Linked DNA regions of Homo sapiens: region 2 is linked to region 1. The links are chromatin loops, found by intact Hi-C in ENCODE. Cell type or tissue: stomach. All regions are shown on one strand. Links, peaks and the distances in the headings refer to the core of each region. The heading gives the core; the rest is flanking DNA.

What was found. Hi-C counts contacts between places; a loop is a spot of excess contacts. Peaks named below come from ENCODE experiments on the same cell type or tissue, not always from the same donor. Only the 100,000 strongest peaks of a DNase experiment are listed, where the experiment ranks them.
Region 2: a loop joins it to region 1, with 2.2 times the contacts of the local background. A loop is called at or near these places in 6 of 110 quality-filtered maps.

What each region holds. Positions count from the first base shown.
Region 1 is chr14:78,559,209-78,574,216 of GRCh38, reverse strand. The region is part of intron 4 of NRXN3 (neurexin 3); the gene reads right to left. Among named protein-coding and RNA genes, the nearest start is that of NRXN3-AS2, 140 kb to the left of the region's middle. In stomach, for the core only: a CTCF peak has its summit at 7,455 (motif pointing right); a DNase peak (open chromatin) is centred at 7,466; H3K4me3 peaks cover 777 bases.
Region 2 is chr14:78,157,843-78,172,850 of GRCh38, reverse strand. It overlaps NRXN3 (neurexin 3), which reads right to left and starts at 2,478. Exons shown (of 21, transcript NM_001330195.2): 1 at 2,177-2,478. In stomach, for the core only: a CTCF peak has its summit at 8,459 (motif pointing left); no DNase peak of the experiment used is centred there; H3K27me3 peaks cover 5,263 bases.

The DNA.
Region 1 (15,008 bases), core at 3,248-11,247:
GGGCTTCGCCCCTGCAGCAAACTTCTGCCTGGATATCCAGGCATTCCCATACATCTGCTAAAATCTAGGTGGAGGTTACCAAACCTAAATTCTTGACTTCTGTGCACCCACAGGCCCAACACCACATGTAAGCTGCCAAGGCTTGGGGCTTGTACCCTCTGAAGCAATGGCCTGAGCTCTACATTGGCCCCTTTTAGCCACAGCTGGGATGCAGAGCACCAAGTTCTGAGACTGCACAAAGCAGCAAGGCCCTGGGCCCAATCCATGAAACCATTTTTTCCTCCTTGGCCTCTAGTCCTGTAATGGGAGGGACTGCCATGAAGATCTCTGAATATCTTGGATACGTTTTCCCCACTGTCTTGGTGATTAACATTTGGCTCCTCATTACTTATGCAAATTTCTTCAGCTGACTTGAACTTTTCCTCAGAAAATGGGTTTTTCTTTTCTATCGCATCGTCAGGCTGCAAATTTCCCAAACTTTTATGCTCTGCTTACCTTTTAAATATAAGTTCCAATTCCAAACCATATCTTTGTGAATACATATAACTGAATGCTTTTAAGAACACCCAAGTCACCTCTTGAATGATTTGCTGCTTAGAAATTTCTTCCACCAGATACCTTAAATCATCTCTCTCAAGTTCAAAGTTCCATAGATGTCTAGGGCAGGGGTGAAATGCAAATTTAGTCTGTTTGCTAAAGTATAGCAAGAATTACTTTTATTCCAGTTCCCACCAAGTTCCTCATCCCCATCTGAGGACTTCATTGTTTATATCACTATTAGCATTCTGGTCAAAGCCATTCAACAAGACTCTAGGAAGTTCCAAACTTTCCCACATCTTCCTGTCTTCTTTCTTCTGAGCTCTCCAACATGTTCCAACCTCTGCCTGTTACCTAGTTCCAAAGTCACTTTCACATTTTTGGGTATCTTTATAGCAGAACTCTACTCTCTGTGGTACCAGCATGAGTCTGTTCTCATGCTGCTATGAGGAAGTAACTGAGACTGGGTAATTTATAAAGAAAAGTGGTTCAACTGGCTCACAGTTCTGCATGGCTGGTGAGACCTCAGGAAACTTACAATCATGGCAGAAGGCATCTCTTCACGGGGCAGTAGGATAGAGAATGAGTGCCAAGCAAAAGGGGTAGCCTCTTATACCCCCTTATACCATCGGATCTTGTGAGAACTCACTCACTATCACGAGAACAGAATGGCAGAAACCAATCCCATTTTTTAATTGTCTCCACCTAGTCTCACCCTTGATACATGGGGATTATTACAATTCAAGGTGAGATTTGGGTAGGGACACAGAGCTAGACCATATCAGTCACCAATTCTCAACTGCCATGTTCCGTGGAAATTTTCACAAACCTCCATCTACATGGTTCCTAAAGCATCCATTCATAATCTACCATGTGCTCATGGGCTGAATTAAGAGAAGAACAAAGAAGAAGAAGCATAGCCTCTGAAAGCAAAAAATGTAAAATATAGTTGGAAGGATAGAAAACTCTGGTGTGATGTTTTCTGGAAGTTCTGCTGTAATTTCAAACTTGCTATGTCAACAACTGAGCTTACTCTATATCTCAGTGTTAGTGTATTATATGTGTGGCCTAAGACAATTCTTCTTCTTCCACTGTGGCCCAGGGAAGTCAAAAGATTGGACACCCCTGAAACTATAGAGTGCTTCTGGATTGGTCTGATCCAAGAGAAGGTTTGGTTTTAGATCTGGATTTGGAGGACAGCTCATTGTGGGCTCTGGAAACTGAAAACACTAGAACTTCCCTGTGCAAAAAGCCATAGAGGGCCCTGGCATCTCGACACACTGAAGGTGGCCAGGCTCTCAAGGATGGGCTACCCAGTGGCTATGAGGCCAGCTACCTTTCATGTGTGTAGCTTTCTGACACACAGAAGAGCAAGCAAGAGAATGAGAGTGAGAGCAAGGGAGAGAGAGGGGAGACAGAGACAGAGTGAACTTGCAACTGAAAAGACAGAACTAGAGAAGGGATAAGAAAGAAGAGCAGTCAGGCAGCTCAGTATCATGTCAGTAGAAACACCAGATTTGAACTGTAATTACTTTTTTTACCCCAACTCTGTTCATGTTTTACAAACCAGCACTGACACTTGAACAAAGAGCTTTGAAAAAGCAAGCAGGAGCTAGGTATGTAAATAGCCAGTGCTCTGTGTTTACTCACAGCCTTTTCCAAAGAATGGAGAAGACAGAAGTGGCAGCTTCCTAACAAACACACCACAAGGAGTGAGTATATGGTTTTAGCAGTGTATACATTTGCTCAGCATAAGAAGCATTTAGTTGTGAACCCTTGAAATCACAGGGTTCAGGAGGTAAAAACTCAGGGGATTACTTGTAAGTGAGAGGAAAGAAGACAGAAGGTTCACAAAAGGTAGCCAAGAACCTACGGTAGATTCCCTGTTATAACACAGACTCATCACATGGGTCCATTTTGGTCCTTGGGGAATTTCAAGACCAATATGTGCGTGCACTTTGTGTTGCGTGAATGTGTGTGTGTGTAGGTAAAAGCATGTGAGATTTTTCCCTGCATACCTCCACACCTTTTTCAACACCAAAATCAAAATATACTGTATTCTAAATACCCAAGAATGTCTGACACCTAGTAAGGGCTCAATATTTGTTAAGTTGAACAGACTTGAAATGGAGAAGACCATAGCCAAGCTGTATTCAAACACAGTCTTATTCAAAAACCTCTAATCTTGTTTCCCAACCCTGCTTCAGGGCATCCACCTTCCCAACAAAATACATACTCATCCCCAAAGACAAAACTAAAGCTGCGCCCAAAACCATAAATTCATTTTTCTCTTCTGAGTTTGAAGAGAAACTCAGGCTTCCAGTCATTAGATATGGCCAGGTTTACTCTGTGAGTGTTTCTTCCTCTTTCCTCTCATCTCCTTCATCACCTCCTCACTAGTCACCCCACCTTGAGTCACTCATCCTCCAATCCATGCTCCAGAGAGTGGTCAGTTATCTTTAAAATAAGTTGTGATTGTGCCACTTCCCTGCTCTAAAAACCATTATTAGTTCAGCATTATTGATTGGGTGAAATGGGAAGGGATTTGATGAGTGAACCTGAGAACCATATGTGGAAGATGAACAGAGAACAGAAATGCCAGAGGCTGCCAAGACAGTGAGGCCAACATCACAGGATAAGCCCAACTGGGACTGTCTGCTGCTGGGACTGTCCCCACAGGGCCCAGCGGGGCTGCTGTCCCCACCCCTGCCACCATCAGAGAGGATTTCTCCTCCCAGACACTGAGCCTGGCTTCTGTGGCTCACTGAGACTGAGGAAAGTGAGACTAGACTTTGGGGGCCTCAGTCATGGAATGAGGGCCCTGTCTCCCTTTTAGACTCATACGGGTAAACTTCCAAATGCAGAAAGGGGGCTCAACTACTGGGCGGCTTTAAAAAGTCACCAATGCAATCACTTAATCAAATTGTAAATTACGCTTTGTCTGCCTGTCTCTCAGAACATGGTGAGCACAGCAAGGGACATTCACCTCTGTTCCCTCACACTCAACATAGCCCTTGACCAGACTGAGAAGACTGTCTCCTTTTGCCAGGATTCTGTGAGATAGAATACTTCCTGGGGGCTGCTGGAGAACTGCTTGGCCACCCAGAATTGCATAATGGGCTTATTCTTAGGACTTGAACTTAGAACCAGAATTAACCTGCAGAAGTTCCTGTATTTCCCATCTGAGCTTTAAGCTGAACCTGAAAAGCATGACAGCTCAAAAACACTCCAAACAGGTTGGCTTACTCCATCTGGGCTTCTATAACTAAGTACCATAGACTGGGTGGCTTATAAACAATAGAAATTTATTTCTCACAGTACTGCATTCTGGAAGTCTAAGATTATGGTGCCAGCATGGTCAGCTTCTGGTGATAGCCCTCTTCTGTACTGCAGACTTCTTACTTCTCATTGTATCCTGACATGGCAGAAAGAGGGTGAGGGAACTCTCTGGGGTCCTTTTTCTAAGGGCATGGATTTCATTCTAAGGACCTCACCCTTATGATCTAATTACCTCCCAAAGGCTCTATCTCCTAATATCACATTGGCAGTTAGGGCTTCCACATGTGAATTTTGGGGAGACACAAACATTCCATTGCATAGACAGATTGGCACCAAGAAAAAATTATTTCATTTTATACAGCACACATTATCCCCATTTTCAAATGAGGAAATTTTCACATGTGGAAATGGAGAACAGGCCCTTATTCTCCAGGCCAGTGCCACTGCCAGTGTGGCCCCTGGATATCAACATCTCTTGAGCAACTGTTAGAACTGCAGTTTCCGGGTGCAAGCCCGTAGTCGCAGCTACTCAGGAGGCTGAGGCAGGAGGATCGCTTGAGTCTAGGAGTTCTGGACACTTTGGGAGGCCGAGGCGGGTAGATCACTTGAGATCAGGAGTTTGAGACCAGCCTGGCCAGCATGGTCAAACCCCATCTCTACTAAAAATACAAAAATTAGCTGGGTGTGGGGGCGGGTGCCTGTAGTCTCAGCTACTTGAAGGCTGAAGCAGAATTGCTTGAACCCAGAAGGTGGAGGTTGCAGTGAGCTGAGATTGTGCCACTGCACTCCAGCCTGGGTGACAGAGGGAGACTCCATCTCAAAAAAAAATAAAAGGCGGCCGGACGCGGTGGCTCACCCCTGTAATCCCAGCACTTTGGGAGGCCGAGATGGGTGGATCACGAGGTCAGGAGATTGAGACCACCCTTGCTAACATGGTGAAACCCCGTCTCTACTAAAAATACAAAAAATTAGCTGGGCGTGGTAGTGGGCACCTGTAGTCCCAGCTACTCAGAAGGCTGAGGCAGGAGAATGGCGTGAACCCGGGAGGCGGAGCTTGCAGTGAGCCGAGACCACGCTGCTGCACTCCAGCCTGGGTGACAGAATGAGACTCTGTCTCAAAAAATAAAGAAAAGGCCGGGCACAGTGGCTCATGCCTGCAATCCCAGCACTTTGGGAGGCCGAGGCGGGAAGATCACCTGAGATCAGGAGATCGAGACCATCCTGGCTAACACGGTGAAACCCCATCTCTACTAAAAATACAAAAAATTAGCCAGGCGTGGTGGCTGGCGCCTGTAGTCCCAGCTACTCAGGAGGCTGAGGCAGAAGAATGGTGTGAACCTGGGAGGCAGAGCTGGCAGTGAGCCAAGACCGCGCCACTGCACTCCAGCCTGGGTGACAGAATGAGACCCTGTCTCAAAAAAAAAAAAAAAAAAAAAAAACCTGCAAAGTCATATTTCCCACCACAGACCTGCTGAATCAGATTCTCTGGGGAAGAGCACAGCTATCTACCAGTGTTTCTGGTAGAAGCTCTGCCAGTGTTTCTCATGCCCACTAAAGTTTAAGAACCACTACCCTATAGCAGTGTCTCCAGATGTTGTGGTATGTTTTCCCTGGAGGGTGTGACACATTTGCCACATGATGAACTTTAGGAAAAAATATTTAGCTCTTAGATATTCATTTCAATATGCAGTCAGTAAAAAACCTGGCTAACACATTGAACCCAGGATTTCAAAGACATATTGCTTGTAAGATGATGCCAAATCTACTTAAGTCAAACAAGATAATCGGTGTAAAGAAAATCAATACTGTTGTAGGGAGTTATGGTGAAAATAGTGAACCTGATACATAAATTACCAAAGTCTGGGATACCTGGTATACCTCCAGTTCCAGCTATAAACTGGATATCTCAATCTGTTCAGGTGGCTACAACAAAATGCCATAAACTGGGTAGCTTATAAACAACAAAAATTTGTATCTGACAATTCTGGGGGCTTGGAAGTCCAAGATTAAGGTGCTGGAAGATTTGGCATCAGGTGAGGGCTACCTCCTGGTTCATAGATGGTGGCTTCTAGTTCTTCTTCTGTCTTTCCATGGTGGAAGGGGTGAACAAGCTCCCTTGGGCCTATTTTATAAGAGCACTAATCCCAAAGCACTCATGACTTACTAACCTCCCAAAAGGCCCCCCTCCTAATACCATCACATTGGTGATTACGTTTCAACATGTAAATCTGAGGGAGGGACACAGACATTCGGCACTGAAGATCAGAACATGAGCCCCACTTCCAACTGAGCTCCCCTACCAGCATCCACTGCTCTCTCCAAAATCCCCTCTACCCGATACCTCAATTTAACCTCAGAACCTCTGTCCATGGCTTTCAATGCTAAATAAAACTGAGAAGGAGAGGGATGTGTAGTTCTATCTTCTCTGATAGAATAAGATCATGAAAACCCTGAATGAAAGGAATGATGGAGATGGAAACACGATGAAAGTGGAAAAGGGCTCAGGATTGGAAAGCTGCAGGCAACGAAGATGAATTCTGCCATCTTCTCCAGTTATAAGTCCCAGTGTCACTCACCATATTCCTGTGCACTTAGAGGCCAAAGACCTCCACGTTGGCAAGATTAAAATGAGAAGGGGTAGTCAGGGCTGACATCATAATTTTTCTACTACTAATAATAATAATGTTTATTTACTATTATTATTATTCATAATAAAGCCATTTAAACCCCACTCGATAAGAGGTTTAACAAGCCCATTAAGAACAGGAAACCTATTTCCTGCCTGGCGTTGTTTACACATATAACTAGGAGACACTCACTGGCTGGGGGAGCCCCATTAGCTTTAACCAAGAGTCTTGGCAGGAGCTCATGGAAGAAAATAAATCCCTCAAGCAGAATTACATGTGGTCAGTGAGGTCATCGCTCTTGTTTGGCTGGGCTGCACTCTAGGCTGAAGATCCAGAGATGGAGCAGGGCGACCCCACAGCCATGCTGGAGATAGGCACCCTCTTGTCCTTCTCTCATCCAAAGCCAGCTGAGCACAGTTTACTGGCACAGCCAGCTCTGGGGAAAGTTGAGAAGTGGTGAAGCCAGTTTATTATCTACCTTTCTATGTACTCTTGCCCATTAATGGGCAATATTCCCCACTCCCATCTGGCTTTGCATATTTTTCTGCTGCTTCCTGGTTGCTCAGAATCCCCATTCTATGATGGTTCCTTTAGAGCCAAGAGACTTCCAGGCCCATCCTGCAGCCCCTTCAAGACCCAACTTCTTTTGGTCACCTTCCCTTGAGAAAGAATTGTGTCCTGTAACTAAAGCCATCCATCATATTTAAGGGTCATCCATGGTGGAGTCTCCATACATCATGTCTGACCCAGGTAAAGAGGAGCCAGGAGGCTCCTCTCCCAGGGATGTTCCTCTTGAACAGAGAACTCTGAGGATTCAAGCAATCCTTCCCTAATAGATTCCAAAGTCCTGCCCCCACCTGAAACCACTAGGGAAACACTGTGGTGCAAGGGTTTTCTGAATTGTCCTTCCTTCCTCTGGGCCAAATCACACACTAGCCACAGACTGTGGACTTGGTCTGCATTAAGCTGGTCCCTGGTAGAGCTTAGCACTTTCCACACCGAGTAAAGCTTTCTTCCCAGCAGAGGGCAGCAACGGTCAGAGGCTGGAGCCACTGGTGCGCAGCCATCTCAGAGGGACTCGATAAAATGGGAGGAAAGAAACCAGAGGGAGGAGGAAGGAAGGAAGGTGGGGGCTCGGGGCAAGCACGCAGAGCTCGCTGCTCCTTCACCTTCCACCCTGGTAGGGTCTGGCTCTGTGGCCAGGGCTCCCCATAACCTAACGCTTTCTGGTTGGCCTGTCTCACCCAGCACCGCCAGCTTGGAAGGCTTTGGGTTATTAATCTAGCCCACCCAGCCCCAGCACACTTAAACCTCTTAGCTTTCCCTTACTCAGCTGCTGATGCCACATGGAAAACTTGAAGGAAAAGAAAAGGGGGAGAGAAAAAAAAAAAAACCAACATTTTAGTCTGGGGTAGTTCTGCTTCCATAGCAGATATTTTTTTGCATCCACTTCCTTTCAGCAGGAGCGACATTTACATGAAAACAGAGCTGAGGACAGTAGCCTCCCTGGACCTGAAGTCACCATTTGGCCCTTCTGGGCTGCTGCCAATGCCAGCAGCAGTGTGAGATCATCGGGGGCACCTGTTTTTAGAGAGTCTTTTTTTTGGCCGGCGTTGGGGGCGGGGTGGGAGAGCCGGCATGAGCTTAACACAGGCTCTCAGGACAAGTATGATCAGGAAGTTGGGCACAATTGATCAACCAAAAAAGCAACACGGTTTCATTGAGGCAGAGCTGCCAGTGTGGGGAGGAAGCAAAATCATAACGTTCAGAAATGTTAAAGGGATAGAATCTGTGGAAATCTGAAGTGTTCAAAGAATGACCAGGGTCAAATTTTTGCCAATACTTCACCTCCCGTCTTCTCTGACTCAATTGTTGCTGCCAACCTTTCAGATGTGATTGCTAGGCTATAATACTTTTTCCAGCTTTCATCTATCTGAGAACCAGAATTCCAGCCATGATGAATCCCCAATGCCTCTGCCAGTCTTCTGTAATGTACAGAGGCCTCTATCTACACATAGTGCAGGGCTACATGCAGAACAAACCCCCAAGAAATAGTTGTTGCCTGCCTAATTCCTGACATTCATACAGTGTTTTGCAATATTCAAAGTACTTTTACGTTTATTATCACACTGGCACCTCATAGCAACCTTATAAGGTAGACAGCCATTATTAAATCCATTTTACAAATGGGGAAATTGAGGCATAGAGAGATTAACTAGTAAATGGCAGAGACAGAACAAACTCTTGTGGGATTCTATTCCTGTCTGCTTATGGACTTGAACTTGAAAACACAGCCTGCTGTTCTAATCCCCTTCACCCAATGATCAAGACACCTTGATTTTCAAAGCACTGGATGTGCCAAACCCCAGATGCTTTAAAAATTCTCTCACACTGGAAAAGCTCTCTACCTGAACCTTCAGTTTTAGGGTTCAGTGTGGAGAAAGAGCTTCTGAGAAATCCTGGTGGTAGAGCTCTGTTTACAGGGGAAACAGGAAATTGAAAGGCCTTGTTTTAGGTAAGTTTGTGAATTCCAAATTGAATAGATTGGCACCAAAAGGCAGGCTTCTTAGGATCCTTGCTTTCATTTACTCCTTGATCTATCTACTTAATAAATGAATATTAACTGAGCATCTTCAATGTTCAAGGAACTATCTTAGAATCAAAGGGATAGGAAAAACACACAGGGCACAGTTATCCCTATCAGGTGCTTATAATGTAGTTGTATAGACAACATATGGTCATACAAAATAGCATAAGATAGTATATACCAAGTGCCAAATGAGTGCTGCTGCTGCTGAGCACTTTAGAAATTCAGAGAGGGAACGGCACTGAGTGCGCTGAGGAGGTCAGAAAAGGCTCAGTGGAGGACATGGAACATAATCTGATCCCTGAGCAGGAATCAAAAATATGAAGACAAGATCTAGTGGAAGGGTTCTAAATATAGGGGAGAATACTGACTGAGACCCCCACCATATGTCAAGTACTGTGGTAGGCCTGCACAAGGTTTGGGATGATAGGCAAAACCTACCATGGCGGCCGTGAAGACAACAGCCTAGGGAAACAGTAGATAAGGATATAAAGATTAGTAGGAGATGGAGCTGGAAAATGCAGACCAGATCGAAGGACCTTCATTACCAGGCCAAGGACTTGATTCCAAGAAGGAAAGGTACAATACATAAGTTTCTAACCCATATACCTCCTAGAGAGGAGGCCGGGGTGTTCCATCAGGACCTACAATGTCCCATAGGTGAGGAGTAAGCAGTGGTGCCTGGTAAATTTCTAAACAAACAGAGATTCTGGCTTCATGCAAACATTCTCAGGACAAAGGAAGAAACAGGTAATGGGTGAAGTAGGAGCCCAGTCAGAGCCCAGTCCTACCTAGAGATAGTTAAATAGACATTCTGAGGAGCATTTGTGAGCCTCCAGTGAAGAAGATGTGTGAGGTTGCTCTTGACAGAGCCAAACACTATAACCTTCACACTGAGGCGGGAATAGGAGGAGGGGGACAAAAGAGGGCGGAGACAAAAGATGTTCACTTTAAGTCAGCCAGTTATTGGCATCAAAGCCAGAATTCACCTCCTCTCTCCATTATTATTGTGCTTTATTATTATTATAAGGGAGAAATTGCTATTCACTAGGATTTTTTCCCCCTAAGTATTTTAAATGCTGCTGTAACAGTAAATATCACCTCTGGCATATTTGTCCTGGAAGAAAAGAGTATAATTTGGAATACCTAATTGAAATGTGCTACAGGAGATAAGGCAGCTGCAGAGACTGACATTTAAAGGTAGGAGACACCACGGAAGACATGAAATATTACTGTTGCTGCCTCAAAGCCAAAAGCCACTTTCACAGAATGGAAACATCTTCCAGTTCTGCTTCCTCCTTCTGGGTCCCCCATGATCCCATTCCTCAGACTCACTGCTATAGGGTTCCAGTCATCCCTGCTCTTCCTTTAGAACCCCAACCTGCTTGCATTGAGAATGCTGAAGGGCAGGCAAAAGAGAATGATCTCATCCTAGTTCTCTTTTGCTCTTATGTACCCATCTCAAAATCCTAGGTCTTATTTCTTGATAAATCATTTACATGAAGGTGGATGGGCTAGACACAAAAGGAAAGGAAGAGATCTGTCAGTGCATCTCAGTAGGTCTCATTAAAAAGCTGTTTTATGCCACTGTCGCAGAAACATAGTAAAAGACTAGAGGTTACCTGTGCTTAACGCCCAGCAAGCCCTGCCCATTGATAACTGGACACAGTTACTTTCTAGGGGATGGATCTAGGTAAGAGCTAACTCACTGCTTATTCCCTTCACCCATACACCAGAATAAGGACAACTTGCCAACCAACCATCAGACCTACTGCAATTCAGATTAACCACGTTTTTCATCAAACCTATTTCCGTTATCATTTCTCTATCCATCAAGGTAGCTTGTCTCCAAAGATAGCCCCCCAATAAACCATGACTCCTAATATTTCCCTTTGTGTAGTCCCCTAATCGATGAATATTGGAGAGCCCTTTGCCTTGCTTTTGATCAACAAAATATAGCAAAAGTGACAATGAATGACTCCTGAAGCTAGGTCATAAGAAATTTTATTTTTTCTGCCTGGTTTTCTAAGAATAGTTTTTCTTCAGATAGCCCTTCTTGGAACCCAGTTGCCATCCTGTGAGAAGCCTTGGTCACATGGAGAGATCATGCATAGGTTCTCTCTGGCTGAGTTATCTCATCAACTGCCAGCTATTTATGTGAATGAGGTACCTTGGATGTCCCATCTCATCCAGACACCAAATGATTGCAGCCTCAACTGAAGTCACATAAAGTGGAAAAACACTCAACTGATTACAGTTATTTCTTAACTAGAAAAATTACTTAGGATCGTTAAGGCCATATCTTATTTACACTCTTTGTTAGACAAAATGGCTTTCAAGAGTCTTAAGGATTTTCCTCTAGCACAAATTTCTATTATGGTTATCTATCACTTTATATTTTTAAGAAAACTATTCCAAAATATAGTGGCTTAAAACAATGTTATTTCTCATGGTGCTATGAGTTGGCTGGGGTCAATTGAGTGGTTTAATCTTGGAACCTCTCATGTGGTTACAGTCCATTGTAGCCTGGGCAGGATGTGCAAGCTGGTTTCTTCATTCCCATGCCTGGGACCTCCTGGGCCTCTTTCTTGCCTCATGGGTTATCTCTTTCCCCAAGGCCTCTCCACCACACTTGGGCTTCTCACAGTGTGGTCATTTTTTGGTAGTCACATTACTTACATGGCAACTGGCTTCTAAGAGTCAGAAAACAGAAGCTGCCAAGCCAGTTAAGGGCTATTTCCAGAGCTGCCTCACTGCCTCAGCACTTTTTTTTTTTTTTTTTTTTTTTTTGAGATATAAGTCTCACTCTGTCACCAGGCTGGAGTGCAGTGGCGCGATCTTGGGTCACTGAAACCTCCGCCTTCTGGGTTCAAGCGATTCCTCTGCCTCAGCCTCCTGAGTAGCCGGGACTACAGGGGTGTGCCACCACACCTGACTAATTTTTGTATTTTTAGTAAAGACTGGGTTTCATCATGTTGGCCAGGATGTTCTCAATCTCCTGACCTCATGATCCACCCACCTCGGCCTCCCAAAGTGCTGGGATTACAGGCGTGAGACATCGTGCCCCACCTGCCTCAGCGTTAAACCACCATATTTTATTGATCGAAGCCATCATAGGGCCTATCCACATTCAAGAGGGTAGAGAGAGAGTCTACCTCTTAATCTTGATGACAGAATGTCAAGGATACATTGCAGAAGAGTGCATGGGATGGGAAATATTATTGTGACTTTCTTTGAAAAATACAATCCATCACAACGTACTACTGTTTTCCTATTTTAAACTCCTATGCCTCCTTGGAGTAGAGAAACCCACATGAGGCTTATAATGAGTCAAAGGTATAGTATGATTGTCAGAAACGTTAATTGCCAAAATAACAAATCCAAAGCAAGGAAAACCAACAGGTCTTCTGGCCTCTACACTGATGAGACCAGGTATGAAAGAACATTTTCATGACTGAGTGCTGAATTTAAGAGGAGCCGATGACAAATTGGAGTATGTTCCAGGAAGAGTGTTCGAGGTAGAGTAGGACTGAAAATCATATCATTTTGGAAGTATATGCTTTCCTATACTGCCCTGTTTGAAGGAGATGTGTGGGCAAGATTCCCATCTTAGTTCCTCATTTTCCCCTCTGTGTCCCCTATGGCATAAACCTGTAGACTTCCAAGCTGTATAATTTGGATTCACTGGCCAAAATCTCCTCTGAGATACTTACATTTTTAAGAGTCTATGGTCTCTTCTCTTCAAGGGCATGTATATGGTGCTGAGTGTATGTAATTTTCTGAGATCTATCAAAGTATCACCATTTTCTCATGCCCAATGAAACTGTGGTATATGTTATTCATATTCTCTGTCATTTCCAGTCCTCTTTTCTCTCTGAGAAGACAGAAAAATTACAGTTCTCTACAAAGTTATAGGTAAGCATGATCATGTGACCTGCTTTGGCCAATGAAAATGGTAAGAACATTTAAGAGACAATTTATTTCTTGTTCTTTCTCTGCTGTAGAAAACCCTAAAGACTCATGTCGAGATGGTCACATCAAAAAGCAGCCAAGCTTCTGAGCGTATAGGTCCCTGAACGTCCAAGATAAGCATAGCCCCACTGTTACCCAGTGTTAAACATGTAATATGAATAAGAAGTAAAGCTATGCTGTTCTAAGTCACTAAAATTTGGGAAGTAATGTATTACTGCAGCATAATCAAGTCTAACCTGACTAATACAATCACCATGATGCGAAAAAGCATCCTGAAAAACATCCCTGAGACGTATCTAATCTTTTAGGGATATAGCTCTATAAATGAAGACCTGAAACCTAAAAGCAATTCTATTTCAGAGTAGCTCAGGAAATAGTAGTACAAGACCAGCAAGAACCAATGATTATCCTTTAAAGCCAAAAGCGGTAGGGAATTTCCTCTATGAAGTTATCTTGAACACTCTTTTCCCCCAGGTTCCAGCTAAGTGTCTCCAGACCTGCCTGCATTCCAATAGCTTTGGCATATTGAGAAACTCTCCATCCCAGAGCCTGCACTTCAGCTTCTGAATGATTCAAGAGAGGTGGCCCTCTAATCCAGCTGGCTTGTAATAACTCTCACAGCATGTACTGCCCCAGAGGCCTGCAGCTAGCGAGGGGTCAGCATCTTGGAAGGGCCAGTGAGCATCCAGGCCTTGGAGAAAGGTTATACAGTCTGTATCTTCAACAACAGTTTAATTAAAAAGTGTTGCTGTTTGTTAAATAAACACTCATGCATTATGAAACACATCATGCACTCTGCCCAGCAAGGTTGGGACCTGAGTCCCTAAGAGAAGTGTTTGTAGTTCTGGAAATTTCCCTTCCCAATCCCAACCAGAAGATTACTGAAGAGGACAATGAGTCAATAGCATGGCATGATTTTTAGTTGTCAATTTAGGGGGAAAAATCCAGTATGTTCAAAAGTTTGGTTTTACCAGAGCAGTTTCATATAGTTCATCTATCCTAATGCAAGCACCTCTGGTTAAAGTAGGGAGGAAAACAGTCAAGAAAAGAAAAAAATAAACCGATCACCCTATTAGAATAGAAAATAATCATCTGTGACTTTCCACTCCTAGATCCTACCACCCTTTCATAGCCAATGGCCCCTTATTGTCAGGCAGGACCTTCGAGAGATCAGACAATTTATTTCAGAAAACACTTACTGGAGTCTTGCAACAAGCAAAGCATTGAGGGCATACACAGGTAAGGAAGAAAGATGCAATTTACAATCCAAAAGGTGCTCGCTGCAGACAAGTACACAAATAATCACTGCATATTGCAAAACAATGTTAGTTGTCATAAGAGACACATAAACCAATTGCAAGGAGGGCTCAAATGAGAGCCTGCTCCTCCTCTGCCTCTGCATTCACTCAATCAGCATCCCATCTAAGACATTTTAAGCAGCCTTAGTGGCATGTTCAAGTCCAAATCAACTTTTTCCAAACTTGCAGAAGAACTTTACTTATGAAATACAATTTTATACGTGTCAAATGGCAATGAGTACAAAGGTGATAATGCCAAGTATTGTCAAGAATAGAGACAGTTTAGAAATTTTTCTTGTGCATGGCTGGTGGTAATCTGAACTGGTACAGCCCTTCTGGAAAGCAATCTGAAAGTATTTGGTGTGATTAAGCATTATTTGCCCTATAACTCAGGAACACCACTTTTGGGAATATATCCCCAAGCAATTTTTGCTCAGGGCCACACACCACACTATTGGTAATTGTGGAATTGAAGCAGAGTTTTAGCACTAGAGGAACAGATGCAAAGATGTGGTGGATGCATACAGAGAAATGCTATGCAGCAGTTACAGAAAACCAACTAAATGAAAACATAGCAACATGAAAGATCTTATAAACAGTGTTGAATGGAAAAGGTAAAAAAATGCATTAAGATATACAGCATGCTGCCAGTAAAATAAATTTTAAATAAATAACAAGAAAAGCATGTTACATATCTTACAAGGGTAT
Region 2 (15,008 bases), core at 3,980-11,979, 400 kb after region 1:
TCTCAAAATCTAGAATCCCTTTAATTTCTGCCCCCTCCTCTTCTCAAGAAGCAATTTTTTTTAAATTATTATTTCACTAGAAAGGGCCAGAAAGCTCCAGAAAAGGGCATTCGCACAGTCCGGTTGTTTTTAAAAAATAAACCCAGCCCTGTTGCTCACTTTAATAGCGAACTTCCAGTGTCCAGCCTTTTCCCCCCCTTCCAGAAGGAAGACTGACTCGCAGGATGAACCTCAGGCTGCAGAAAATGGGCCAAGAGCCCTTACTCCACTCCCCAACAACAACAAAAAATCAAACAATAGGAATATCTGCACAACCAGCACCCGTCTGAAATATCGTTTGCCCCATATGACTTAGGCAGATTAAGCCCGAAGATTAAAAAATAAATACCAGCCTTGCCTCCTCTCACTCCCCTCCATCCTTCCGCCACATACCCAGTAGCCCTTAGGTAAACTTGCCCATCATAACCAGCGGGACCATTTTAACTTGAAAGGCGATGCAGAAGCCCTTGAACGATGAAGGAAGGCTCTACCCAGAACGGCAAATTAATAAAGAGCCAGTTCTCCAGCCTCCCCAGACTAACCTCCAGGTGCCCCCAGATAGACTATCCTGGGTACCAAGTCACGCAGCGTGCTGGGAGTTCAAATTTCCACTGGAACCTTCATCACAAAGGCAAACGGTCATCTGACCCCCAAAATTACACCATCCTCCAGGTGTGACAAGGAGTGCCCCCTCTCCCTCCCAGGGCCATCCACAGGACCCAGCGGAGAGGAAGAAAGAAGAATGTTGGGGTGGCTTGTAGTGGTAAAAGAAAAACTATCTCCCCAAAGCGGGAACCGAAGGAAGCGGGGAGAAGACAGCTCTTGTCCTACCAGCTCTTTTATTTGCCCTGACTCTATCTTGCTCCATCCTAAGCTAGCTCTCAATGATCTCTGACCTTTGCATTAAAAAAAAAAGTATTAACAATAAAGATCAGAGAAGAGCAATCCTACTTTACCTAAACCCCAATAATGGTTAGCAAAAATATGATGTTCTCATTGCATGATGATATTTCTACATCCAAATTAAAAGAGGCAGACATTTAATGGAGGAAGGGAAAATTTTATTTTTTTTTAACAAGTAATCACAGGGTAAGTCACCTGCAAAGCAGCCGAGCCCTTAGGTTGGTATTACATCACTGGCCTAAGAAGGGATGGGGGGTGGGGGGACACATTTTTTTCCTTGTCATCAGGATGATGTTTCTAAAGCAGTTAAGTTTTGTGGTTAAAAAAGAGAGAGGGAAAGAGCTGAAACTCTGGGTACAGCACAATGCCTGGAAAAAACAATACATCGAACCAGGCTTTAAGGTCACTGAGAGCTTGCAAAACCCACAGTGCTTACACAGAGTGGAAGTTTTCAGGCAAGCCTGCTACTAAATCATTAATATAAACAAATGGAAGGCAGTGGAGGAAGATTCCCTTGTAACCGATCCAAACAGGAGCACACACCCGCGCACACACACACACACACACTCACACACACACTCCCTTTTCACCTTCTCCAAGTATGCCCACCTTCACAAGACAGGAGTCCAACCTGAATTTTTAGACTCTAGGACCACCTCCTCACACCCCCTCAAAAAAAAAAAAAAAAAGCACACACACACTCACATACACGTCAATTCCTCAACAGCTAGGGAAATCCCTGTCTCAATTCAATTTTGTTTTCTTGTGATCCTCAGAGTGTCCTTTCTGTTTCTCATTTTAACCAGCCCAAATAAATAAATGAATAAATGAGGGGGGAAGTGACTACAAAATGTCAAAAAAAAAGTATCTGCCCAAAATGAAGTGATGAGCACACATCATTTCAGACTAACAATTCAAGCAAATAGGAGAAAGACTCAAAAAAAAAAAAAAAAAAAGAAGAAGAAGATAAAAATCTAAAACATTCTCTGACTTTTCCAACATCTGGAGGAAAAGGACCCAACTTCCAGGAGAAACTGAAGGAAAAGAAAGGCAGTTGAAAAGCCATTTCCACAGTCAGCCAAGGCTCATGGATACAGTATTCAAAAAAGAAAATCTAGGTTGGTTGCTCCCAACTGAAAACTTCTACCCTCTCAGGAGCAACCTCTTCCCAGAACGGACAAGAACCTTGAGTTGTTTCATGCCCTGACTGCCTTCCTTTCCCCGCAAACCTTACCTTTCCAGTTGAACAGAAGATTTGGGATCTGTCTGTATGTCTGTTTGATGTTTAATCAACTGAGTTTGCTGGGTATGTTTCCTCTTTGGGTAGGTTCAAATTCCAGAATCTTTCTCTCTCCTTTTCCTTTCTCTCTGGGAGGGAGTGGCAGGGTAGAAGGGAGGGGTTGTTGGAGGTGCGAAAAGCAGGTCCTTGGTGGCTGGAGATGCCGAGGCTGAGAGAGGGGAGGACAGGTTGCCTCTCCCTCTCTGTGAGTTGCATGCAAGAGGCGATGTGTAGGGCTGAGCGCTGAGCCTGAGACTGCTGGAGGAGCCCAGGAATTTCACGCACTCCAGAGCCGGCCCCTCCCTCTCCCACACAGACCCCAGCATTTAAAGAGACAGACAGGCCGCCTGGCTCAGGGCTTCACCTCCTCCCTGACTGTTTTGCAAACAGCTGAGAAGATATCATGAGGGAGGGGCAGTTTGCAGCCCCCACAACTAAGAGGCAGTGTCTGAGCTCAGTTCTCCCCTTACTCCAGCCTGAGAGGAGAGTTCTTCCCTAGAATCAGAGTAGGAATTAATATAAAGACAAAATTCTTATTTACAGCTTCAGTAACCAAACCACTTCCCCACTGCTGAGGATGTGTGTGTCTCCTTGCAGACTGAGGGACTCTAACCTACAAGTGTGCCTCAGTTTCCCTGAGTAGTTGCTCTTCCTTGCAAAATCAGGGCAATCTTTGAGCATCTAGTGGAAGTCAGGGCTGTAACTAGGACACAAATCTATTCCTTCAACAAGCACTTTGAATGCCTGCTTAGGATGAAGCATACTGCAAGGGGCTGGGGACATAGAAATGAAAGTGACAAATGGGGCTTCCTCTCTCAGAGCCCCTAGCAGCAAAGACAGACCCAGGCACAGCCCATCCTATCCTAAGGGGCTGCCAGCTAAGGGTCAGAGGCCCGAATCAAGTGTTTTGGTGACTCAGGAAGATGGCTCTCTTTTGTGGCTTGCACTCTGAGCTCTGAGCCTAGACTGCACCCCTAAACCCTTGAAAATCCCTTGCCAGCCTTGACAAACTAGTTCATGTCTGTGGAAACGTTTCCCCAGTCAAACCTAAACAAGAGATGACAGTCGGTGGCACCCAATACAAAGGTTTTGCTCAGCATCAGGCCCTGGCACCTTATGTGAAAATGCAGCCCCAAACTCCTTTCTTCTCCAGCTCCCTTTTTAAGGGCTGCACTGGCATGTCCTCCCTTGGACCAGCACCAATCCACTAATAGCTGTTGAGCACTTACCATATGCCACTACGTGGGTCATCTCATTCAGTCCAGTGAGGTTTGTGCTATTTGACAGTTGAGATCCATTCCACAGTCTTAAAAGTTGAAGCTTTAGAGAGGGTGCCCAAGGTTACACAGCTGGAAGCTGCTAAGAATGAATTTGAACTCAAGTCTATCCCACTCCAGAGCCTGCCTGTTAGCCACAGTACTCTATTGCCTCCAGCCAAGGATGGTAGTTCTTATATTTCTGCCCTTTACTGGATGTTCTTGCAGCATCCTAGCACTTTCCTGACCCAGCAAACTTTAATAGCACATGTACCCGGCATCATGCTCATGAGAAACAAAATGAATCTATCAAGGTCTGAACCCCAAGGACTCCACTAAGCATTGGAGGAGGACAGAAATGTGTTTCTATAAAGCAAAGGGAAAATAATCATGAGAGCAATGTAAAGGAAGCTCTATGGGATTGTCGATAAGCAAGTGATTAATTGTGATTTGGAGGTGGGGGATATCAAGGCAAGCTTGGTGGACTAAAGTGGCATCTGGGCTGGGACTAGACGGACATATGCACTTCCATCATTACTAGCCTACTTTTCAGTCTATTTTGCCTTTCAGATCACAATCTCATTTTCTTATGTGTCTTCGGGTCTCCAGCCTTCAACACCTCCACGGTATCCAGTAGTTTTAGGAACACAAACGAACATGCCTTCATGGATTAATTTTATATGACATCTGACCTCCCACCTATTTACTCTAGACCTGAACTGCCCTGGCCACCAGTTCCATATCCTCCTTACCTGGCCTTCCTAGAAGTCTCTGTACCAAATTTGTCCACAGAATGTGGAAGGGAAGTTCAGAAGGCACAGTGCATGGGATTGCTCTAGATGTCAGGAGCTCCTGAGGGAAGAACCATGTAAAGGAGCCACCATGATCCAGCAGGACATCGGGAATAGCCAGGGAAACTGTACGCTCATCTCGGGGGCAGCAGGAAGAGACCTGAAGGACCTAAGGGATGAGAGGGCGGAAGCCTCAAGGGAGAGCCTGAGGACTCAGTGCCCTGCAGATGTCAGCGCCTGTGGGATTCCTGTGGCAAACACCAGCCTAGGAAGGACATCCCCGTGAGAAGTGCGTCTGCAGAACAGCCTAGAGGTTAAGGGACACGCCTGGATTCCAATCCTTTCTGGGCCACCTAAATTCCTTGTGATTTGAATAACTTTCTTTACCCTCTCCAAGTCTTAGCATCCTCACCTATAAAATGGAGGTAACACCTGTACTTACTTCACAGAGTTGTTTTGAGAAACAAGTAATAAAATACCCGTAGGATGCCTGCCCCACAGAAGTACTCAACAGATGTTCGCTACCCCAGCCCACAGGTCTGCATTTGCCCCTGCATGGGATTATTAACTTTGGACTGCCCCCTATAGTTGGCATTCCTTTATTTCAAGTTATTATATCCCTTTTAATAATTTAGCTTATTATTTAGGGTATCACTGTAGTCACTATTATTTACTTCATTTTACCCCCTTGATGTCTAACCTACTTTAACTTATATATTTTGAATATATTTGTTATTATCATTTTATTCTGCTTTGTACTTTCTTAGGCTCCTTAAGTGTTATTTATCTTTCAATTACTCCAGTTGTATCCTTTTAGTTTGCCTTTTATCATGAAATCTGTGGGCTTATTTTGTCTCATTCCTCCATACCATTTTAGTTAACTACCATTCGGCTCTTTCTAGTGATCCAGCATTCCCCAGATAGCTCCAAATTTGTGAAGATGGTTATGTACAAAATAGCAGGGAAAGACAACATCAAAGAGAGTAAGATGGGTCTCCTTGCAGACGTGTAATGCAACCATAAGCAAAAAGCAATATCAGTTGTTTGCCCAAATGATGGTGCCATGTCAGCAATGGTACTAATTTTTATTTTTTAAGGGAGGACTCAATGGGTACAACTGAAACCCTCAGAGACCCTAGGCCTTCTCAGCTCTCATCTCCGTCCTGGGATAAGGAGGGCCATTATCAGAGGTCATTAAGTTAGAAGGTTCTCTCACAGGCCTATCTTCCTTCCTTTGATTAGATTGTGGGGCTCCATCTTCACTCAGTTCAGGGACAGAACAGACCAGGGACTGTTTCAGCTTTTCTCAAATGTGCCAGACCAGTGCTTTCAGCATGTAGCAAGAAAAAATTTCACTACCAATCAAAAGAATACATTGCCCATGGCATTCTGAAAAAAAAAAAGTTATTTCAGTGATGATAATAACAATAATAATAACAACTGCTACCACAAGTTACCCCCTGCCAACCCTCTACTTAGAAGCATTATGGTTAAGATCCCAAGGCTCTGCAAACAGGACATCTGGATTCAAATCCCAGCTCCACCATTTTTTGGCCATGAGACCTCAGCCAAATTTTGAACATCTCAAGCCTCCACTTTCTCATCTATAAAATGGGAAAAATGGTATCAAATGCTTCCTGTGAGAATTGTATCAAAAGCACCGACAATAGTAAATGGCACCTGGGAAGTCCACAATGGAAAGTATTGGTCATTATTAACAGAGTGGAATTTAAAATATTTAATATCTGAGATGGTCCAGTCAGCAACCAATCAGATTGGAAGGTGACCAAGAGCAACTGGTTTGGCCTGACCAAGGTATACCAGCTACCAGCCTTGATTATTAGGACGTTTACCACCCGCCAGGTACTAAGTTAGGCATTTTTAGGCATTTGGCGTGCACTAATGCATTATCTCATTTAATCCTCACAGCAACTTGGTTTTATTATGTTATGTATTGAAATACATGCAATTGCACATTTATAAATAAGACTATGCCTATAAAATCAGAGTTCTGCATAAAAAGACTTGGCATATCCATTCCTGCCACCCTAATGACTCTTAGGATGTGAATTTCAAGGGTTGCTTTTTCTGGGACATTTTTAGCCTCATTACATAGGTTCCTTCTTTTACTTACTCATTCTTTCAATAACATTTGGGGTAAAAAATTACGGTCCATGTCTCAGTTTATTCATCCATTAAATGAGTGTTTCTATCTAAGTTCCCACTGCTCGACCCCAACCAAACCTGAGAACATCAGTCTTCTCCAGCCAAGACCAAGTCACTAGAAATCAGGCATTAGAGAGTTCTTCTAATCCCTCAGCTAGCACTTCAATTGAGTCAAACCCTCCAGGCTCCCAACCTGCCCCATAAGCTTGGATTTTTAGTCATTAAAGTCCACACATGCCTTATTCCTAAGCAGATTTCAAATTCAGCCCCCAGTGCTATTGGCCCAAAGCATTTTGCCTAAGGCCCCTTCAAACGTTCCTCATGCTCTTCTCTCCTCTCCTCCCCCAAGAGCTGTGCTGCAATGCTGGCCTGCTGGAGTTTATTTGGCTTTCTGTCACCTATGTGATGATGATTCCAGTGTTATTAATAGGTGACAGCTTATTAATTAGTATTATTAGACATGGGCCATGCAGTGCAGACAATACCACAGAGGGGCCTGGCATCCTTCAAGGAGAAGACTTGTACAAAAAGACTTGTCCCTGGGGCCCAGTGAAAGGACACAGGCCCAGCAGTGAGTCAACAGCAGTGCTTCCCAAATTCTAAAAGCCAGGCACCTAATCCAGACAACTGTGTCTGGCACGGGAAGGAGAGAGAAGCGAATGTGAGACTTACAGGCATGTGAGAACACGAGCCCAAAGAGAAGCCTGAGCACTCAGGCCTTAAGGAGGTCACCGCCCATGAAATGTTTCTCACTACAGGCATCCCTTCTACCAGGGTATCTGCTGCCCCCAAAGAGGCTGCAGGAAAGGCTAGCTCCTGGAAAGAGCAAGGGTCTCCAACTTCCAGTTCCAATGGGGAACTCTCTACCTTCGTGTTCCTATCCTGCTTATTCCATGGGAATAAAATAGTCTCAGGGGCTCACAGCCAGTAGAAGCCTCCCAGCCAACTCCCTGAATTCAGCAGCCTTTTGCCAGCCCTCCGCACAGGACTACCAACTCCAGCCTTGGGGAGAGCCAAGCTAGGAGGTAGCATGCCTGCCCAGTGGCTGCATCCTTCTCCCTGAGTGCTCAGGAGCAAGCAACTCATCTAGACTGATGGTGACAGAATATTTCACTAAGAAAACAACAAAAACAACAACAACAACTTTATGAGAAAAAAAATGAGGAGGAAACAATTTCTTCTCGGTAATAATTTTCAAAGCAATTCTAGAATTTCCTACTTGGAGATCAAATTTTAACATGGTCCAGGTATATTTGGAGTGTTTAATGGGCTTGAATGTTTGAGCAGCAAGGAGTTACCTATTAATACTTGATAACTGCTTTCAAAAAATTATTCATTTCTCCAGTCTATGGTGAAAGTTCTCATCTGTTTTCAATTTCATTTCTCCCAAGAAGTAGGTAAGAGCAGCCTGGGCTGGCACAACCATTCTTAGATTGAGTGCCGAGAGGGCAGAACCTACATTGCTGGAAGGAACAGCACAGTGTGATGGCAAAGGGCACAAGCTCCAGTTCCAGACCCTAAAGGCTGGAATCCAGATCTACCACCTACCGGCACTGGGACCCTAGGCAAGTTGCTTGACCTCTCTCTGCACCTCACTTCTCCCTTCTATGCAATGGGGATAATTATAGTACTTACTCATAGGATTGTTATCAGGATTAAATGAGCTAATATTTGTAAAGCATTCAGTTGATGTCATGGTGTAAGGGCTATATAAGTGTTTGTTCAATAAAACAATAAATAAAACAATTTCCCAAAGGCACTACTCTTTCAATTACTCCACTATCCTTACCCTTAATAAATCCCCCATCATAATGACAATGGTGATGCGCTGCTCCTGAAATATCTCAGGAACGTGGCAGGAAAGATGTTAACTCTGCTACTATTTGTGATGACCTTGCTGGTGTAGGTTCAACCAGGTCGGGTTCTGATGCCTTTGACCCATCTCCGCCTCCGCCTCTCCTTCCCATTGCCTCTCTCTCTCCCCCTGCTGGACAGCACTCATGCCAGCCCGACCCGTTCACATTCACTCAGCAGTGCCTGCTTAGCCTCAGGTGCAAGCACAGAAAGGCAGCCCCAGCAGTGGCAGCTTTGTGGAGGCCAAAACATACCCTAGACCCAGCCCTATCAACCATCCTCTGACCCATGCACTAAAACGATTTTTAAATTATATACTTTTGCCTGGTTGTGGGGGGTGGGGGGCAGAAAAAACCACCCTCCCCAGGATTCAAGCTGAAGATGGAATGATTGCCAAATGCTAACAGCTTTTCAAAGAGGACGTAGTTAAAAATATATCTGAAACGGTTTTAACTCAAACTCAAAAAATAGCTTAACTAACTGGGGAGCTGTAGGCAGTGGGGGTGGGGAAGTGGAAGAGGAAGAGGGATTCCCTTCTGAGGGGCCCACAGCAAACCTCACTACAGGGATACCTGAGGGATGCCTGGTTTGTTTTCCCTCATGAATAATACCTTTCAGAAGCACAGACCAGATCTCCAGGGAAAGGAGCAACACCAGAAGGCTTATTGCTGCTGCTCCATATGAGCAGATGCTCCTGATAAGGGCCACACTGTGTGGCTTCCTAGACCCTTAAAACTCAAAGTATGGCCACAGCAGCATTGCCTAAGAGCATGTGAGCAGGGCAGAATCTTGGTCCCCACCCCGGCAGACCTGCCAAACCAGAATCTGAATGTTAGCAAGTTGTCAGGAGATACAGATTCAAATTCTGATCCTATGCATACTACCCTGGACTTTATCGTGACACCTTAACCCTAAAAGGGCTGGACTTGCACGATTTCTCCCCATCTGACATGTGAGGTAACTGAGACACATGGAGAGACCCATCTAAGATCACCAGCTAAGTCAGGTCTAATGGTTATCATCCAGAGCCCTGCTCCATCTCCTAAGGCCCAAATTAGCCTTCATCATCAGCCCTACCCAAAGATAACAGAGAAGCTGTGATGTGTGTTTCCTAGGGGCGAAGGGCTTAGAACATAAGTCTATTGCTCAAAGCAACATTTCTCAAAGTATGTTCAGTAGATCATTATTCCCATCAGACACTCTGAGAAAAATAGTCTATCATCAAATGTACTTAGAAAATTCATAACATTAGGAATTTTAACATTAAAATTAATATATTTAAGTCTCTGAGATGTCCTCCAGCAAAGAAACCTGCATAACACTATTTACTCTTGAGTTTTTCAAACTTATTTCAACATTAAACTCTTTTTTCCCCACCAGGGACCTAATAGCATTAAGAAAAACATGATTTTTTTTATGTTCTGAGAAATAAATGTTGAGATTCACCAGTATTTCTCACTTAATCATTATATGCTCAACTAGTCTGCAGGAAAACATAATGTTTCTTAAAGGAAGAAGGTAGGGGTCAGGGGAGGAATTTTTTAATAACAACCCCCAAAATGTCATTATTCAATCTGTGATTGATCACTTCCTGCGACAGAAAGCTCACTACCTTACAAAGCAACTCAAGTCCTTGTTGGATGGTTCCAATATTTAGACACATTATTACACTAGGCTGAAATCATCCTCGTCATAACATCTTAGGCAACAATTGCCTAAAGTTTACCTTCACCACCAGTGTGTACAGGGAATTAATTCTTGTTTCTCACAGTTACCCATTACATATGACTCTGATAATAGCAGACTTCTAAGTCTATCCTCTTCTCTACAGTTCACACCTTCCAATTTTCTCAGGATCACCGAAGTTTAGAGCGTCAAAGTATTTTAGATATCATCTAATTTAACCCTTTTATTTAACAGATGAGGAAACCATGTCCAAGAGCAACCACATACTTTGCCCGAAGTCAGTGGAAACTTAACCTGGGAGGTGGGATTTAAATACAGTACGGTTCATTTTTTCTTTTCTTGGTAGGAGACCTTTCTTTCCCCACCAGAAATTTCTCAATGCCTGAGGTTCATATCTAACTTCCAAGGGCCATCACAGAAAACCACAGGACCTCCCACATTCTTCTCCTAGGAACCTTGTGAGATGCCACACTGGGGGCCAGATGAGTCACAGAGCTCAGCCAGCGTGGGGAGTTTTGTGTTCCAGCCTCTCTCCTCCTGGAGTGGCCGAGCTGGGACTGTTCTTCACCCCACGCTGCCTCCTCACCACCACTGCCATCTGCACCCTCCTTCTCCAGGATCACCATCTGCTTTCCTGATACCATTCAACCGCCCCAGCACTTTGCTCAGTTTCCTAGCCCACTTCTTGAGCCACTCTCCCTGCAACTTGTGAATTTCCTTTTCTTTTCCTTTTCCACCTTCACTTCCTCAGTCCACAATATCAAGAACTTGCATGTTTGTAGTCTCCCGCTTCCTCACTCCCTTTCATGTCAAGCCCCCACCAGCCTGGAAGTTCCACCAGAGCCCATTGCTTGGGCTGATATGTTGCCACTAGGCTATATGTGTCTGCCAAATAAATAAATGAGGCTCTTTCTTCCTGTCCCTTTTTTATCCCAGGGTGGCTTCCTATATACTGAAATATCATCATTTAAGCCCACTAGTCTCCGCCTTCCTACGAGAATACTGCTTTCCAGCAAAGGGGGCAAGGGCTGGATATACAGTAGGTGTTAGGTAAATGCAGACTGATATTACCAGGCCCCTAAGAAACATTCCTCTAAGCTAAAGATGATGGCTGCTTCTTTCCTCACTACAGAAATCTGCACTATAGGAAGACAGTGATCACATTTAGACAATCATGGTTATATCTAAAAGTTCTCAATAAATATGTGAGAAATTACTTTAAAAAAAAAGCTATGGGCACTTTTGAAGCTCGTGGCAATTTCAACTTGTTTGGTTCCTATTCTGTGCAAGACATTTCACATGTATTATCTCATTTAATACTCAAAAGAATTCTATACAGCTGGAAAAGGAGGCTCAGAGAAGGGATTTAGACCTCGAGCTTTCTGGCTTCCACATCTGTGCCTTTCCCTCTCCCTCCTGTAACCAAAAGTATTCATCAAAGGGGTCCAGCCCTATATCCTTCATCTCCTCATTTCCTTTACTAGATACCAGTTTGTTTCCTACTTCCTTTCTCCCCTTTCCTCATCAGTAGTTACTCTCTTCTCTGACCACTGCCTTCCATGTCTCCAGTCCTTTGAGAAGCTCTCCCTCCCAGACCTCCCATTCTTTACTCCCCATTGGATATGTAGTAAATGCAGACATCAGCAGACAGAATATTTGCACTAAAGGCTGCTCTGGAAGCAAACCAGAGTCCTATGTGAAGGGTAACTGTGAGAAACAGATTTCAGTGATTAATGCCCTATGCACATGGGTGATGAAAATAGATTTTAAACAATTGTTGACTAAGAAAACCTCAAAATATAAAAATCTGGCATGTAACTATGGGGACCAGGGAATCAACCTCTTCCCCCACCAAATGCTCTGATGCATCTGTTTCCAAACTCAAACTTAACTGGTTCAAGGCTTCTCTCTACTTTGCAGCCTCTAATAAATGAGTAAATGGGCACTATCAATGCCAGAAACTGAGATGAAAATTACCTAGAAGTCTAGAAAATCAACCAGACATGAATAAATCACCTTCTGAAGAATCCAAATATATCAAGAGCTTCACATTCTTAGTTTTTAAATATTAGCTCTCTATCTTGTTCTTCCATGCCCCATCACCTTGTCCACAATTAATCTTTAATTTATGTAACAAGTATAGTTCACTTTGAACACTGATGATCCCACTTCCCCTTAGAGCTCAGGCTTGAAGCACATGAGGAACATGCTGCTGGGTGTGGGTGAGACTGGTACAGTAGAGACTTGGGAAAAATACAAGATGTCCTTTTTATTTTCTGGAGAAGTCAAGGAAAATAGATGACAAGCTCATGGGTCAGACTGTCTTACTCTCCTAAGGCACACCCCATCCTCCTTCATGTCAATCTCCAATGTGATGTAAGAACAACTCCAGTGGAAGGGTGAGACATAGCAGATTCACAAATACAGACAGGAAGACCTCTTTACTTTGGCTCCCAAGAGTCTGTAGTCCTTGCTGATTGGAAGTGATCCCCTGACCAGATGTCTTTCATAGCCATGTGCTGAACTTTTCTCCGTTTATACTTGCTCTTGAAAAATCTATCCTGATTCAAAGGACTTTATTAACTCTTCCTCTCTCTCTCTCTCTCTGAATTTTTCTCCAAGTGTTTGCCAAACTATTCTTGGGCACGGTTTTATTTATTAATTATATCACATTCTGATTAGAGGGGATACGGCAGTAAACAAGACAGGCAAAGCTCCTGTTTTCACATACATTATATTCTAGTAGACATGATAGACAGAAAACAATAAAACACATAAACAAATGAGAAATTTTCAAATAGTGGTAACTGCCAGGAGGAAAACAAAATCATAAGATGTGGTGAAAAAATAGCTAGGGGAAAGAAGAGCCATTTTGCACTGGATGGTCAGAGAAGGCCTCACTGAAAAAAAAAAAAATTGACCTGAATCTTGACTGACAAGAAGAAGCATATCACGCAAGAATATTTTTTTTCAAGATGATAAGACAAATATTATTTGGTAAAATTCCAGCTAAAAGGTAAATAAAATTCCAGAAATAGCATTAAGGTGTGTCATTCTTAGAAGCTGGTCTATAAAATGAGGTGGGAGGCTGAGTGCGGTGGCTCATGCCTGTAATCCCAGCACTTTAGGAGGCTGAGGTGGGCAGATCACAAGGTCAGGAGATCGAGACCATCCTGGCTAACACAGTGAAACCCTGTCACTACTAAAAATACAAAAAAATTAGCCGGGCGTGGTGGCGGGCGCCTGCAGTCCCAGCTACTCAGGAGGCTGAGGCAGGAGAATGGCGTGAACCCGGGAGGCAGAGCTTGCAGTGAGCTGAGATCATGCCACTGCACTCCAGCCTGGGCGACAGAGTGAAGGCTCCGTCTCAAAAAAAAAAATGAGGTGGGAGACGTTTACTATAGGAAGAACATGAGAACAGGGGAGAGTCAAGGAACCAGCTTTTTTTTAGCCTCAGGAAACGTGTAACTACTTCCCAGAAAGTCATAATCTTCAATGTTTTATAGCATCATGTTTAAGAGAAGGGACTCTGAAAGCAAACTACCTAGTATCAAATTCTGGTTCTACTGCTTACTAACTATGTGACCTTTGGAAAGTTATTTAACTTCTCTGTGCATCATTTTCATGATCTGTAAAATAGTTATAATAATAATACTTACCTCATAACATTTTTGTGAGAATTAAATGATTTAATATATGTAAAGCACTCAGAACAAATCACAGAGAGTAATAAGTAATAATAATATATAAATATTATCATCTTTATTGTTAGATTCATCCTTCATGGACACTCATGCACACAACAACATCAGGCATTCTCCCAGATCACTACTCATGGCAATCATTACAAAGACCCCTGTGCAAATTGAGGGAGGCAGATCCCAGCAGGAAGCTGATTTCAGGCCTAAGCTTGAAGAGGTTTAAAAAACAGGCAGAAATGAAGAATCAGGGTGTGTAAAATTGTTAAAACCTCTGCTTCCTTTAGAACCCCCTCAAGGCACACAATGTACTAATAACACTCTGTACTAATAACACTCACATTTAGTTTATAGAAGCCACATAGGGAGGCCCAGCATTTCCAGGACTTTTTCCCAGGTCTCTTCTTGACTACAGTCACTATCTAAGGTCCAGCATTGTCAGTAACCAGATGTCAGTATTTGTCAGGGCAAAAAACAGCTCTCCTGGAGTCACAACTCATCTGATTCCTGTGTGAGTTATAAGTTTGCCCAAGGCTCAACTCCCAGCACATATCAGCCAGCATATTAAAGGTGCCTGACAAATGCCTGTGCAATAAATGAATTGTAGCTCTTTCATTATGTTTGTGCTTCAAGTGGACAATAATATAAAGCATCTACTTTTGCCCCTCACCACCAGGAAGAAAACCAAATGAAGCATTATAAAACAATCAGTTGGCATCATAGAATAAGAACAAATGTGAAAGTGGTCATTAGTTTGTACGATGGACATCCATCCAGCAAGCCCTCAAATGCTTGCTACTCTGGTTCCAACTCAACCCTCCTGTAGGGCAATAATGATCCTTAGAACTCTTGTGGGCAATTTCCCCTCAAATTTCCTGTGGAAGTGCATTGCTTCCAGCACCACGGAGAGCTCCCAGCAGCTGCCTTCTCCGTGGGGCCGGCTCCGTCTTCTCAGAACCACGGAGAACACCAGGAGACTCAGCAGGTGTACAGGATCTAACTGAAGTCTCCCAAAGTGCCCTAACGTCCAATAAATATCAAAAGAATCTACTATCCTGCAGCAGGGCTGGAGAGAGCGGGCCTGAAAGCAGCTGACTAATGATTGCAGCTTTTGTGCCAGATCAGCATTTTTATTCCCCCCAGCCCCCAGCAGTTAAATGCCCAAGGTGAATTCAAAAGCCGAAGTCCAAATTGTGATCAGATCAACTTGGCTGCGCCAGACAAAACTGATCTTATCTGAATGGTGACTTTATTCACTTTGGAGAGCAGAACTCATTACAATAATAAGGAGCGACAGAAATGGGAGGAAGAGCAATCACAGCAGATCCAGGGAAGA